Linked DNA regions of Homo sapiens: region 1 is linked to region 2. Evidence: chromatin loops called from intact Hi-C (ENCODE). Cell type or tissue: A673. All regions are shown on one strand. Each heading gives the region's core, and the rest is flanking DNA. Links, peaks and the distances in the headings are about the cores only. Region 1 overlaps PRKD1 (protein kinase D1). Region 2 has its middle 78 kb from the start of PRKD1.

Evidence for each region. Peaks named below come from ENCODE experiments on the same cell type or tissue, not always from the same donor. Only the 100,000 strongest peaks of a DNase experiment are listed, where the experiment ranks them.
Region 1: it touches region 2 in a loop (7-fold over the local background); 21 of 110 quality-filtered maps call a loop at or near these places.

What each region holds. Positions count from the first base shown.
Region 1 is chr14:29,705,107-29,713,455 of GRCh38, forward strand. All of the region lies in intron 2 of PRKD1 (protein kinase D1), which reads right to left. Among named protein-coding and RNA genes, the nearest start is that of PRKD1, 220 kb to the right of the region's middle. In A673, for the core only: a CTCF peak has its summit at 5,109; a DNase peak (open chromatin) is centred at 5,115; H3K27ac peaks cover 1,500 bases.
Region 2 is chr14:30,001,531-30,009,879 of GRCh38, forward strand. No RefSeq gene overlaps it. Among named protein-coding and RNA genes, the nearest start is that of PRKD1, 78 kb to the left of the region's middle. In A673, for the core only: a CTCF peak has its summit at 3,794 (motif pointing left); a DNase peak (open chromatin) is centred at 3,781; H3K4me3 peaks cover 945 bases.

The DNA.
Region 1 (8,349 bases), core at 313-8,312, 300 kb before region 2:
CTCACGTCGATATGTTATCCTCTAAAGACGATGATCTGAATAACCACTATCCTTATTTTATCCCTGAAATTTATCCCTGAAATAACTTATTCCCAAGAAATAAATGTATTTGAGCTTCTTGACATTTTTATCCTTATATTCCACAGAACTTAAGCAATTAAAATTATGAATGACCTCCATGTTATTTTAACATACTAGGTTGCTGCAAAAGTAATTGCGGTTTTTGCCACTGCTTTCATTTCAGAGATTAATTGAAAGTAAAGGCAAAAACTGCAATTACTTTTGCACCAACCTAACCCTCCTTTTATCAAACCTTTATCCTCTCGATGAACAGAAAAGCCAGATTCTGTTTTTTTTTTTGTCTTTATTGAGATATAATTCACATCCTATACAATTAACCCATTTAAAGTATATAGCTCAGTGGTTTTAAAAATATTCATAAGGTTCCTGAACCATCGCTGCTATCTGATTCCAAAATATTTCATCACTGCAAAATGAAACCCTGTCACTATTAGTAGTCACGACACATTCTTCCCTCCCTCAAGCCTATGGCAACCACTAATCTACTTTCTGTTTGTATGGTTGTACTGATTCCAGACATTTCATATAAATGCCATATAACATATAAACTGACTGGCTTCTTCATTTTGTCATAATGTTTTGCAGGTTCATCCATGATGTAACAAGTATCTTTACTTCATTTTTATAGCTAAATAATATTCTACTGAATGGGTATACCACATTTTCTTTAACCACCCCTTAGTTGATGAACATCTGTTTTTTCTACTTTTGGCTATAATTAATAATGCTACTATGAATATTTGTGTATAAACTTTTGTATGAACATATGTTTTCAATTCTTTGGGGTATAAACCAAGAAGTAGAATTGCTGGGAACTTCTTGAGGAACTGCCAAACTGTTTTCCAAAGCAGCTGCACCATTTTACATTCCATCAACAATTTATGAGGGTTCCAATCTTTCCACATCCTTGTCAAAATTGTTACTGTCTGTCTACTTGATTATAGCCATCCTACTGGATGTTAAATAGTATCTCACTGTAGTTTTGACTTGCATTTTCCTAATGACGAATGATGCTGAGCACCTTTTCATGTGCTTACTGGTCATATGTGTATCTTCTTTGGATAAATGTCTATTCAAATTCTTTGCCCATTTTATAAAATTGGTTTCCCCATTTCTTTTTAAGTCTTTGAATTTCAATGGAAATTCAATCCATATGCGTTATTCTTGTTCACTGATGAGTGTTTTCCAGGAAATCTTGTTAGATGCTGTTAAAATTATGAGTTTTAAAAACCCACACTAACATCCATTAAAACAATGTTGTCTTTGCAGTGACAAGTAATAATGATAATGTTCTAAACTGATTATCATCCATATCAAATTTAAATTCAAATCTGACTTAAGTGCCCATGACAACAATCAGCGTGAAAGTTTAATATATTCAAAAATAATTATTTAGCAACACTCATTGCCAGATGTTGCACAAGGCACCAGGGATAATAATAACAACAAGAAGAAAAAATGTTAAAACATGTAAGTGGCTTTAGTATCTCATATAATCTTTACCAAAAATCCTATGATATTATTGTTACACTTACAAATTAGGTAATCATGGTCCCTTCTTTCACAGAGTATCTTCTACTTTAAAACCAGCAAAAGTGTAATTATAAACAAAGTGAGATATGTTACTGAAGGGAACACCTGGTAGAAAAAGTTGCCTCACCCAAATGTGGTATTTCAGGTGAGATTCTTAGGGAAGGATATATGTGCTGAGTCATGAAAGATGAATTGAAATTAGCCAGGCAAATCAAATGAGGATGAAAATGCATACAAATAGTACAGGTTGAAGGACTAGCAGGTGTAAAAGGGAACTGGAAGCAAGGCAAGGCATTTCTTCTAATGTATTAAAAAAAATGGGAGCAGTTCCATATGCCCATATACTAGAATCGGGTAGAGTAGGGAGTAGAACAGGAAGCCATATTGCTGAAGAATTAAGTAGAAGTCAAATCACAAACAATTTCATAAATAATGTAGGAGGATTTAGCCTTATGCTATTGAAGGGTTTTATATAGAGAAATATTGTTATCCAATCCAGGCTTTAGAAGTTACTAGGATTACACAATAGAAAAGAATGAAATGAGAGGGAACAAAACTGGAGGCAAGGAAACCAACAAGGAAACTATTCCAGTGAGAAAGGTGGGAGAATATGGTACTTGAACTAGCAGATAGTAAGGGATGTAGTTATTTAATAGAAGGTAATATCAACAGAAGTTTGGGATACATTAGATTCCTTCAATTGTCCATTTAATTTATATGTATTGTGCTTATTGTCAGGCTCTGCTGTAGGCACTGAGAATATAGCATATAGCAATAAAGTAGAAAGATAATGTACCTGCCTTTGTGGAAATTATATTCGAGTGGGGAAGAAACATAAATAATAGCCAAATAGATAATTTATGATATATATCTGTAAGTCCAGTATCACTCACCTCTCCTATCAGTTTCTTCCCTGATGCAACCAAAGAACTGCTAACCATTTCCACCTCCAAACTAGGGCAGAACCTCCAATTCAGGCACTTTTTGTGTTTCTGGAGCTCAACTCCCTGTTTGTATATGAAACTCACTACTGGATTACTTCATGATATTAGTAACTTTTCACTGACTCCTGACTCTAGATTGTGTCTGTCGGCTTCATGAATGTTGATGTTCCATCCTGGACTCATTCTTTATTCATCATCATAAGATGGCCCCTGGGATACATCTTTCAGGCTAATAGATTACTGACCCTTCCAAGACCTCTCAAAAATATCTGGCTAATGACATATCAATCTTCATTAACTGCCCATCTCTTCTAACAGCAGCTCCTTGACCATCAAAGGTAATTTTGTCAACCTTACATTTGGAGGCTCACCTTTTATCTAAAACACAAATGCTGCTTAATAAATGCTGTTAGTCATTCTAGTGTGTTTATCATTCCTACCTAAGGAATTAACACATAATGATGTCCCCATCAAGCAGATAAGATGACATTAGGAAGGACAATTTAACAAGATGTCCAAATCAAGTCCCCAAATGAGGCAATGGGGAGTTGAAGGAACTAAGAAAGCACAGCCTAGAAATGATAAGACTTTAGGGCATTGACTATTTAAAGGATGACATTAAAAAGTGGCATTAGGATAATTTTACATATCTTCAGAGGAGCCAATAATGAAACAGACAATTGAAACTATTATTAGAATTTGAATCTACAAGTCTTCATTTTAGTGACTGAATAGGTATTAAGTGCATAAGCATCTGAATTTTTTGAAAAATTAATTTCAAAATGTATTGGTGGCCATGACGTTAAATAAAAGGTTTGTCTAGATATTTCGTTCTTACTAATTAGTCTCAGTGAGGTAAAGGGATCAAGCATCCTCACAAGTTAGAATATTTATTTAAGAAAAAAAATCTTTAGGCTGGGCGCACTGGCTCACGCCTGTAATCCCTGCACTTTGGAAGCAGGTGGATCCTTTCAGCTCAGGAGTTCGAGACCAGTCTGGGCAACATGGCAAAACCTCCTCTCTACAAAAAATACAAAAATTAGCCGGGCATGGTGGCTCGCATGCCAGTAGTCCCAGCTACGGAAGTGGGGAGGGTGCTGAGGTGGCAGGATCACTTGAGACCAGGAGGTAGAGGCTACAGTGAGCAATGTTCACACCACTGCACTCCAACCTGGGTGACAGAGCAAGTCCCTGTCTCAAAAACAAACAAACAAAACTTTAGGTCTTTAAATAAAAATAAAGCTACAACCACTCCCAAGATAGCAAAATTTTTTATATTTATTATAAGATATATTTTGGTGTACTTTATTAACTTTTACTATAGCATTAATGTGCCAAGTTTCTTCAATATGTACTGCATGCTTGGAAATTGTTATTAAGCAAATTCCCTTTGTTGATGGCAAATTCAGATCTAAAGAGAAGAGCTTCCTATATCTATTGATTAGCACCTGTTTCAGAAGCAGATTAGTTATGGAATAAAGTTGTCCCATAAAGTTAGCTTACTCAGTAAACAGAGTATGTTTCATTATTGTTACTAGTAAAGAATTTTAAAAGACATACAATTTATTTCCTTAAGTAAAAGGGAAAAATAGAAAAATATAGAAGAATTATTTTACAGTTTTTGTTGCATTAAGAACCATACCTACTTAATCATACCAGAATTCCAATTTATAAGCTTTTAAATCCCACCATATAAAAAATAAATCCGAGGAGATGATTAACACAAATTTCAAGACAGCGAGAAGGCACAGAGTCAGGGAAGGGGCACACAAAGGTTTTTCAGGATTATAGCATTGCTCTCATTGTTCAGGGGGACGGTTGTTATATTAGGATTCTCCAGAGAAAGAGAACCAATAAGAGAAATAGATAGATACAGATGCAGATACATAAAAAGATTTATTACAAGAAATTGGCTCAAATAATCATAGAGGCTGAGAAACCCCAAGATCTGCAGTTGGTAAGCTGGTGACCCAGGAGAGCCAATGGTATAGCTCCAGTCCAACTCTGAGTTCTAAAGCAGGAGAAGGCTGATGCAACAGCTTGGAAACAGGGAGAGAGAGCAAAATTTCCCTAGTCATTCTTTTTATTCTATTCAGGCCTTCAATTTATGGGATGATGCCCACACACATCAAGGAGGGCAATCTACTTTATTCCATCTACCAATATAAATATTAATCTCATTCAACCAATATAAATATTAATCTCATTCAGAAACACCCTCACAGACACACCGGGAATAACCTTTAACCAAACTCCATGGCCCAGTCAAGTTGACACAAAATTAGCAATCCCAGTTGGTTATACTGATATTCACTAGTGTTCAATTACTTCTTCACACAGTGTGTGTTTATTCTTTTTATATGTTTAAGAAGGAAAGTTGAATTAAAAAACAGAACTATGGCAAGAAGCACTAGAATTCATGTTATCAAATGTAGTAAAAAATAATAAAGACCTAAAATTGGGTTTTGAATAAGTAAATGGAGAAGAGACAAATCTTCCTGATGGAAGAATTCCATTTAATATATGCAGACACTCCACTCTCCAGAGGGTGGAGCTTTTCTTCCCTGCATTGAGGGTGAGACAGATTTAGTGACAGAGTTGGGCAAAGGAAGAAAATAGAAACTGTACAGTGGAGAAACCTGACAAACACGACTTTAACCAAGTGATAAAGGTTAACATTATCAGTGATGTCATGTGGATATCATGTACCCCTATGTGACGTGATAAGAAAGCTACTTCACTTCTATGGTATTCTTCCCCAGAATCTGTAACCCTAGTTTAATTATGAGAAAGACGTCCAATAAACCCAGATTGGTGACCATTCTACAGGATACCTGGCCTGTATTACTCAAGATGGTTAAGTCCATGAAAAACGAGGAAAGTCTGAGAAACCGTCACAGACCAGACCCCCAACAGAGCAGAGGAGACTTTGAAAATATAACAACAAAATGTAATGTGCTAGAGATTGAGTCCCGAGCAGAAACAGGACATTAATGAAAAAGATTGGTAAGTTCAAATCATATACCAATGTTAATTTCTTAGTTTTGACAAATGTACCATGACAATGTAAGATGATAATATTAGGGGAAAATAAATCTGGGTGAGACAAACTGTGTATATTTTGCTACTTTTCTGTAAATCTAAAATTATTCCAAAATACAAGTTTGTTAAAAAAATATATATTAGGTTGATTACTGAAACCCTTGCTAGGGTTTTATCATCTATGAAAGACAATCTGATTTCAAAACTAGAAAGATGCATTTGTGCTTGTCTCCCTCGTTCTGCATGTTAAGTACTCCAGGAGACCAAGAATAGATTTCAGTCATTAGAGATGGCAAACCAAGACCTCTGCTCAGCACTAAAAGTTTTTAAAAGCAAAGAACCAACCAGAGTAGAGATTTATACATGAGATAAGCCCAAGACTGCTGTTGACCTTGAAGGACAAAATAGATGAATCTATTTGACTCAACAGATAAACATTACACATTTGTCCTAGGTGGAAAAGGTGGTATATTGAGGCTATATAATTAAATATTTTTCATTAAAATTTTATAACAATGTTATAACATGTTAGAAAGTCCAATGTATTCTAAAGAGTAAGAGAGGCCAGGACTATGCTAATTAGTGTAAAGGAAGGGAATAATATTTTAACTTTAGAAACCTAAGAATACATGGACTTAAACTACACTGCATTATTTGGTAGTTAAGACAGCAATTGACAATCACACAGCTATAAACTAGATCCAACACAATATACAATGCAAATACAGAAGTAAATAAGACAGTGGAATAATGTTGTGGGGTTTCTTTTCCTTCATTGGTGGTTAGAAACCACTACATGTAATATGAAACGGGGAGATTCACATAATTTTAACTTTGGGATTTTCCAAATATATTAACTGCTTAAAACCAAATTTAAATTTTTAAAAATTGAGATCCAATTATGAAATCTTAAATCGCCAAGCAAAACGTATCAATCATGAACAAGTCTTTTCAGAATGACTACCTTATATCTGGTACTGACCTAACTGTCATATGGATCTTTTAAGAACCACAGCTTACAGTCCTTGTTCTTTAGTACTGTTAATCTTGATGGAGACGTACAGTAAATAAAGGCCTATCAAGTAAATCTATTTTAGTAAGTTTGTGTCATGCTCAACCATTACTTTTATTACTTTTCATGCCCTGACTTCACAGAAAGCAAATAATTGTTTACTGGTCAGTTCTCACAAATATAAATTATGTTTTTAAGTCTGTGAAATTCACATGATGGAAGATCTCATGTGGGATCACCATTAACAAATAGACAAATGAATTCAACTTAGACATTTAAACTTATAGGAATATTGAATAGGATTAAGCAAAGCAATTGCAAACTATCCAACTTTCGTTTCAGAACAAGTATGTCTACTCACTGTGAAGAAAGGTGTCTTTGGAAAGTAATACCAGATCTTTATTGTTTCCTAACACCCATCACTCCCAAATAATGTGATTGCAGAGAGCACAGTGAAACAAAAGGTAGTTTTTGGATTTCATTTTTCAGCACCACAAGATTAGTATGTGGGAGAAAATTCTTTTTTTTCTCTCTTCATCATTTTTTCCCCTAAATAGGGGACTAACTAACTGCTTGCCTCATTGAGAATTCTCCACACAGCTCTACATGATCAGTTTTTCTCTGGATTAACAAGTTATAATGATCAGAACCTCAAGAAACTTCTGAGGAAAATAAAAATAGAATAAGATGAGACCCAGGGTTAGCCAGAAATTTTTCATTTTCTAGAAACTGAAAGGCTGAAATTGCTTTATAACATGAAAAATAATTCAGAGCTGATTCAAATCCCAATTCTTGTATTAAAATGTATGTACTAAAGAAGCTATCTGGTATATTTATGTGTCAACTTTAAGCCTGAAGTCAGCACTGGTAGCAGACTATAGATGTCTTGAATGTTAAAAAAGTGAAGGTACAAATACATTCTGGTGTAGCATTGCTCTTTCCAAATACATTTTTCTATTTTATTCCTCCATACTGGCATAATGAATAGTGCTATTGCTGTTTAAGACTTAAAACAGCTGCATTTCTAATTTTGGCAGATTATGAGGGATTTTTATATGGGTTGCATGTTAAAAGCAAATAAATGACATGCCAACCAACAGAATGAGAGTGCTGGGCAGATGGTGGCATGGCTGAGTTATTGAACTGAAGTGCTATGCGCCACCAATCATGGAACAAAAGGAATATCTGGCAGCTTTTCAAATGAAGCCCAATCTTTTACCTCCAACAAAAATAATTAATGTCCATGAAGTCTTCAGCTAGCCATTTAGTAGCCATTCTCCAGTTGGCTTTGTTAATGCAGGCAGCCTTCAGTGACTTTTAATGATCACTGATCTTGAGGGTATGAAGTATTCTGCCTTTCCTTCCTTTTCTCCTCTAGGATCTTTTGTCGTGTGTGTCTGTGTGTATACAGAGAAAGAGAGAACTGAATATGGAAATAAAGTATTTGTTATGATTTTTCATCACTGCATAGGAAGAAATCAAAGGGCATTCCAATATGACCTCTTAGTAAAAAAGAGCATCTATCCACATAAAACCATAAAACAATCTTGATCAATATTGACCTTCATTGACCAATCCTGATTAACACATTTTTAAACCTGCATTCAGAATGCTACTAGGTACATTTACCCAAAATCTAGATGATTCGTTTGTGAATAAACATCAAGGAATCTACCAAAGAAAGATCTGGCCTTCAAGAGCAGGTTTTTATATGATTCAAGGCAGCTTATGAAGTAT
Region 2 (8,349 bases), core at 60-8,059:
TTGGTGTCCAAATATTGATACAAACAACATTGTGCCTGTTGTTTCAGGTTTCTTTATGTTTGGTTTTAAATATACTTTATCAATTAGTTTGACCACAGTTTCAAATAATAATTATATTTTTGGATTAATGGGGAACTCTGCATTTTAGGGTTAACCTCTTGTTTCTTTCAGTTTCCAGAAACTGTTTTCTTCAGTTTCTCAGAGACTGAGATCTCAGTCTCTCTGTATGATTGTGTGTATGTTAACAGAGTCAGAAACAATGGAGTTCACCTATTTCAAAGTCCTAATCAATATAAAATCCTCCTACAGCATTTTTGTCAACAGAACTATTTCTGCCAACTTTGTTTTTCTAAGTAGCAGAAGTATATGATTCAGGGTTACTGGAATTGTATGATAGAGTCTTACCTGGAGCTGAAGAGTTGTATTCCTAGAAAGCTTTTTGAAAAATGCAGCCTTTCCTGGATGAAAGCTGAGTGACAAAATGACTCCCAGAACTCTCTTTTGTTATGACCATGATCAACCGGAGAGTGAAACATCTATCTTACCTATCAGGCGGCTAAACAAAGCAACAATTGAAGGTTTAAGAAAAGAGGCAGCTAAACTGTTGGATTAATTATACTTTCTGTACTTGCTTGGGGGGCGGTGATGGGGTGGGGGAAGATTTCTTCCCTGCTTACCTAAATAGACATGGGCTAAGATTCTATTTTAGCTGGCTATAATGTACTTACTTGGAAATAACTTCCTAACATATGACTCCCCTTTCCCCACTATTAATCGTTCATCACAGAAACAATGAGGCCATGGCAGAGATCATTTCCTTCTCTGTCAGTGGTTGACTGGGTGGGTCTAATCAGGAGTTTGGAACCAGGGTGAGGAGAACCTGACTCAATTTCTTTGAGAGACTAATTTTTTTTTTCTTTTTTTTGAGACAGGGTCTCGCTTTGTTGCCCAAGTTGGAGTGCAGCGGCGCACTCTCAGCTCACTGCAGCCTCGACCGACTGGGCTCAAGTAGTCCTCTCACTTCCGCTTCCTGAGTAGCTGGGACCATAGGCATGCACCACCATGCCCAGCTAATTTTTGCATTTTTAGTAGAGATGAGGTTTCACCATGTTCCCCAGGATGGTCTCGAACTCCTGGGCTCAAAAGATCCACCCACCTCGACCTCCCAAAGTGCTAGGATTACAGGCGTGAGCCACCGTGCCTGGCCAACTATTCTTAAAATATGTAGGCTCAAAGCCTCTGGTGGGCATGATCTTCCTTTACATGGAGCAGAGATGTAGAGACAGCTATTACACAGAAATGAGAGTAAAGCGAATGTGTGGAAATTATCAGGTTGGTGTAAGCGTAAGTGCAGTTTTTGCATTACTTTTAATGGCAAGAACTGCACTCACATTTGCAGCAAGCTAATAGAAAACGAGGTGAAAAGAAAAGGGGTCTGAGTGAGAAATAATTCTGGACAGCATCCCGTGCTCTAGTTCTGGTACCTCTCAAGGCCATACTGCACTTCTGACCTTTGATTCTTGAAACAGTGCTTTATGCTTAAGCTAGCTGGCTTTTTTTTTTGTTGTTGTTGTTACTGGCAACCCAGAGAGTCCACAGTAGATTAGTTCAACATGCAACCTAAGAATTTACTTAAATTTCTGAACGACTTACGAGAGATACCAAAGAGATAAAAAGATAAAATTTTGCTTTGGATTAACTTAAAATCTTATTGGGAAAACAAGGCTTATGTTTATGACAAAACTCTGCACAACAATGCAGCATATTCCATAATGAGTATTTTGGGACATAATTATGTGCAGTAGAAAATGGAGAAATCTGTGTGGGCTCTAGCAGTGAAGGAAGAGATTGGAGGAATAATCTTTTATGTTAAACCTTGAATGATGAGTAGCATTTAGTTAAATAAAAAGTGAAGTGTGTTCTAGATTAAGAGATAAAGTAGCCAAGAATGACAGTAGTATTTGCAAGACTATAACTAAAGATGAAATTTGAGATGAAAGATGAGATTGGGTTGGGAGGGTGGAGTCAGATGACGGAGAGGCTTGAATTCCAAAATGAGGGATTATTTGCACTTTCTGTAATCAAGTAAAAGAGGAGTTGCAGACACTTGAGTAGTAGTGTAAAGTGACCAAATCTGTGTTTAAAAAGTTGAATCTCGCTGTGGTATGTTGTATAGTTTAGAGGCAAGTGTACTAATTTGGAAGATAGTTTATTTCTTACAGTTATTAGAGTGAGGTGAAAAATAGGACATGTGGAAGGAAAAACATAGTAACTTGAATCAGTGCTTCTCAAAATTACTGTATGCAAGAGTCACCTGGGGATCTTCTCAAAATGCAAACTTTTATTCAGTAGTTCCAGACTGAGGCCTGAAAATCTGAATTTCTAACCATCTCCTAGCTAATACCTATGCTGCTAGTCTGTGGATCGCACTGTGAGGGGCCAAGATTTGAAAATGATGATCTAATCTGGTGTGATGAAGGAAAGTAAAAGAGTCAAGGATGACCCCAAGGTTTCTAGTGTGCTACAGTTGACAGAAGAGAGAGAAAAAGGGAACTGGAAACATCTATTGAGTGACTACTGTTTGTTATTTTCTTTTATCCTGAGGCTCCATCTTACAAATAAATTCATTCATTCACCTAACACTTATTTCCTGAGTACCCACTAAGTGCCAGGCATTATTGTAAACCCTGTGGATTCAGTAATGAATAAAACAACTTAATAAGAAAACTCTGCTCACGATTTAAGGGGGAAGATAAATAAAATAATTAAAATATGTAGTATTAAAATTGGGAAAACCAAGTAAATAATCTTAAGTAACGTAGATATAACTTTGGCTGAGTCTCAGTCATACCAGTCACAGTGAACAACTTCTGCATAACACAGATATGACAGATTTACAAGACAGTCAAAATATATGTTGAAACTAAAACTATTTTTAAATCCTTTGAAAGGATTTTACTGAGTTAATAAAATATTGCTGAAAGGTCTAGATATTTTAGATGTGTTTCACTTGAACATATTTTTAATGAAAGCATGTACAAGAATGTGTAATGGAATATTTTGCAGCTTTTACAGTCATTCATCTCAGAACAAACATCTGTCTTGCTATTCAGTTGATGTATGGGCTAAGAGCTTATTTCCTATTTATAAGAGGCCTGCCTATACATTCCTCTTTGTTTCTTACCATAGATCACACAGAGGCATTTCTTTCCAAATCCACTGTAGAAATGTATTTCTATAGTAAATTGTAGGAAACACTATGGGATTAATTATTCAAAGAAAACAAAGAAACAGATTAAGAAATTTATGCTTGTATGTATATATCTATCTACATTTGTACTCCCACCATCTATGAATCTGTAAAAAAAGAATAAATAAAATGTAAACGGAAGCCTATTAAACAATAATTGCTATAAAACAATAGTTTCTCATCTTCAAAAATTTATATTTAAAAATTGCTAAATGTATCTTTGTTCACTAAGCACTTTAATTAACATCTATAACATGGTGATTATATTATTCAACATTTAAATGCTTAATTTGCAATCTGGAATTGCAGGCATTCCCTGATAAAGATATATTTTCATTTGTTGCATTTGTATTTTTAGTAGAAGGCAAAAATAAGAAGATACTTATATGGTAATATGATACTAGATCTGTAAACAAAAGTTTTAGTCACTCTTTTCCACGGCACTTGAGATTTAAAACACGGTAACAGTATTTTTATGTGTTGAAATGTCGGGTATTTTCATGTTATGAGAGGTTTGAAGTGCTGTACCTGCCATCTACTGGAAGTCTATGGGAGGTACATTTCCCTACTAGCAACTTAAGGCCTCCAGAGAGTCTAGAAAATGCTATCAGTGCTATTGAGGAAATTGTATCACAGGCTGTGAGGTCCTTTATTGCTGCTAAAGAAAATTAAAGATAAAATTATCTCATTAATCACTGGTTAAAGTACAAAATGGATCCATTTAAATTTCAGTAGGCGAAGTATAAAGAGTGGTTCACTTTTGAAATGTTATGGTTACTAGAAGGCCAGGAGCAGAGACTAACAAATGTCCTTCCCAGCATTCTTACTAAAGACAGCGCTGTAGCCCTGGAAAAATACGTGCATAAATTATAACTATTGCAAGTAGCTCTTAGCATCTAGGGTAGCCAGGCTTCTGAGATCTTCTCTAGTAACTTCTGTTTAATATTTCCGGGCTCATCTGGATTGTGAGAATAAGGGTAAGTGTACATGCAGGAGAAGACAGCATAAGCGGAGACTAGCTGAAATGTTGAAGTACTGCAAAGAATGAAACACCATAGTTAGTTCTTGAAATACATGCTTTGTGACTATATTTAATTCTTTCAACTATGCTCTGGGTTAGAATAGTTAACTCCAGATGTTCATATAACCTAGACACCTACAATTCCAGTTTCCTAGACTTTTCCTATTCAAATAATGTCGGTACATTTTCTTATCCTAAATAATTTAAATCTATCTAATGGCTCTTTTTTTTTCCTGAGTTAAAGAAAACAAACAAACAAAAAAGAAAACAAATACTAAGGGTTACTTAATTCATCTTTTATGAATGACTTTAAAAATTATGATTAGATAAACTTAAAAACATAAAATCTTTTAGCTTTTAATCATTCTGTACTTTCTGGTAACTAGAATAAATTCTTAGAAGTAAGCTCTAGAATGACATGATCATACTCATTTACAGTGTGAGGGTTTCATATGGATAAAGATTAATAGTGGCACTAAGAGGTAGAATAATTTAACTCAAGGTCATGCAATTTAGTGGCAGAGCTTAAACTATAATCCAGGTTGTTTTACTCTAGTCACTTGCTATATCTACTACCTTGTAGAAAATTGAAAGATTAGTAAACTGATGATTGCCTTGAATGTAATTATAAAATATATATCGGACTTGAAATTAAAATAGGCATGCCCTTGAGCAATTGTCATGTGAGAGAAGGGAAAGTAGGGGAGGAAGTATGAAGACATTTGCCAGAGGTGTCCTTGGCATTCTTTGAAATTCAAACAAGGAGATCATTCTCCGCGTCAGGGTCTCAGACTTAAATTAGGCCTCCCTTTACTTAAGCATACTGGAGAGAACACATAAAGGCAAAGGTGTCTGGGATTAGAGAGAAAGTTAGAAAGACAAGTGGCAGCCAGATATTTCTAAGGCTAAGTGATGACACAGTAGAAAGTCTATGTCTAGCAATATGACAGATTGAAGACCCTGAAAATCCTACTGTAAACACCTGTAAGTATGGGATAAAAACATAATGAGCATTGTTTAAAACGCATAGCCAAACTCACAAAGAAGTATGTAAAATCCCCTGGGGCTAAAAGCAAGGAGAAAATGGAAAGACAGATTAGTAAATGGATGCTGACACTTTGTCAGCTTGAGTTGGGAGTTGGGAGGAGTATTAGTCAGTCTTGCTATTGAAGGGAGTTGAATGAACATGATGGATCGAAAGACAAGGCCTTGGAACTGCTTGAGTTGGGGAGTTGGACTGGCAAACTCTCACTTCACAGACACATTCATAAAGCCAGGACAGATAAAGGGCTCTGCCCTACAGGAAAGGGTAGATAGGGAGAAATCTGTCTACTAGCAAAGTGAAATGACCTTGTTGAGTTGACCTGGGATCTAGATAGGAAAGAAAAGGCTACATCAACACTTTGCAATCACAGAAAGAGCAAATTAGACCCTGGGAGCTTCAGATAATTAAAAATCAAAACACATCACAACATGTTTAAACTGATTAAAATAAATAGAGGAAAAAATCAAAAGTCTAAGAAATTAATGCTATCAAAATACACAGAATACTTTGCAGCAATTTAGAAAAACTAGACCTATATATGCTGATATGTAAAGATCTTCAAAATTTATTATTTTCAAAAAGCTAGATATAAAAGCATCCTAGAGGGTAAGTCCATTGTTGTTGGCCATTGTTTTTTTTTGAGACAGAGTCTTGCTGTGTTGCCCAGGCTGGAGTGCAGTGGCGTGATCTGGGCTCACAGCAACCTCTGCCCCCTGGGTCCAAGTGATTCTCCCACCTCAGCCTCTCGAGTAGCTGGGATTACAGGTGCGAGCCTGATTGTTGTATTTTTAGCAGAGATGGGGTTTCACCATGTTGCCCAGGCTGGCCTTGAACTGCTGACCTCAAGTGATCAGCTTGCCTTGGCCTCCCAAAGGGCTGGGATTACAGGCGTGAGCCACTGTGCCCGACCCCATTGTTGTTTAAAAGAATTTAAAAGGCACTTGTGTGTTTGCTTTAAGGATGTTCATTTTCTTTATATTTAATCCTAATTAACTGTGTTATTCCCTCTAATTTATATTGAACATAATAAAACATGATTGCTAGTGAAAAAAATTGGACCAGGCAAATTTGAAAAAAAAAGAAAGGCATAAAACGTACTTGTAGAAATAAAAAATCTGGGCCGGGCGCGGTGGCTCACGCGTGTAATCCCAGCACTTTGGGAGGCCGAGGCGGGTGGATCATGAGGTCAGGAGATCGAGACCATCCTGGCTAACAAGGTGAAACCCCGTCTCTACTAAAAATACAAAAAATTAGCCGGGCGCGGTGGCGGGCACCTGTAGTCCCAGCTACTCGGGAGGCTGAGGCAGGAGAATGGCGTGAACCCGGGAAGTGGAGCTTGCAGTGAGCCGAGATTGCGCCACTGCAGTCCGCAGTCCGGCCTGGGCGACAGAGCGAGACTCCGTCTCAAAAAAAAAAAAAAAAAAAAAAAAAAAGAAATAAAAAATCTGGTCACTGAAATTTAAAAACGATATGGATGAAGAAAGAATTAGTGAACAGAAAGTTAAATTTGCAAACTGAAGAAAGTTCACAGAAATATACAGAGGTCAAGAGATGAAAAAATATGAAAGAATAAGAGACATAGAGGTAAAATGAGAAAGTCCTACATAAATTATAAAGAAGTTTCAGAGGAAAATGAGAATGAGAATCTATTTATTAAAATGGCTGACTATTTTCCAGAAGTGATAAAATACTCCAGTCCTCAGATTCAAGAAGTCCCATAATTCCCAAGTTGCCTCTACAGCATCAAAGTCAAATAAATACTTTTTAAAGCAAGACAAGAGACAGACTACCATCAACAATTAAAAACATGCCTGATTTCTCAGTAGCAATAATTTAAAAAGGGAAGACAGTGAGTTATCCTCCTTAGTGAGCTGAGAAAAAATTAAATTCTCATAAAATGAATATTTTGTGCTGATTTAATATCATTGAGGAATGGAATTTTAAAAAGACCTTTTCACAAATATAAATGGGTTGCATTTACTATCAATAGATCCACACTGAAGGAATTTTTAATTAATACTCTTCATCAAGAAGGACATTGATTCAGTAAAGAAAAACTGAGATGAAGGAAAGGTGAGCAAATAAATTGATAAATACTAGATAAAGCATTGACTGCATGAATCAACAATGGTAATGATAATTAATTTGGGAAGGGGGAAACGTGGAGACTTAAATACTCAATGAAAATAACATGCAAATTGGAGTGATAGTAATTGGTATTAATAGTTCTAAAGCATTTTATTTGGGGAGAGTCTGGTAAAGTATTTTATTTAGACATTATTATGTCAAGCAGGCATGTTAAAAAAATTAAAATAGCTCCTTAAAGAATAGAAAAAGAATATACAATATCCATGCAAGTAGAGAGGGGATGGGGAATAAGAAAACCTCAATCAATAAAAATGGGAGGAGAAGAGGAAAAAGAGAATGAGGCATAGAAAAACATGGTAAGTAGAGAATAGAATAAAAGAAAGAAAGAAATACTAGTACCCAGACCACTAAAAACTCGGGTTTCTAGGAATGAAAGTTTGGGTCACCCATGCAGATTAAAAAAAACTCCAACCAACTGAAATGCTAGGTTAGGACAAAGAGAACATAGAACTGGTAGTAGAAGACGGAAGTTGTAAATATCATCTATGGTCTAATGGCCAATTGCAGAAAAAAGCACTGTGCATCTAAACATATGTTACTCCTTGCTTGTTTTAATAAATTCTATGTATTAATAAAAAAATTCCTTATCCTTTTATCTATTATTTTATATGAGCAATGTTGGGGTATTAATTTTAAATTTATGTTATAGCAGTGGTAGTATGCCCAAGAGTGCAACAGCAGTTTTAGATCTGTGGATTTGATCCCAGGAATATTAGCGCCTTCCTCATCTTTTTGTATCATCTCTTCATTTTTGTTCCTGTAGAAAACTCTCTCATTATTTCTCCTCCTGCTATTTCAAGAGTTTTGTACTAAATTTCCTGAAGTAAATGAATTTTGTGTGAAATAATTGGCATGGTTTCTGTTTTCCTGAACAGACCATAACTT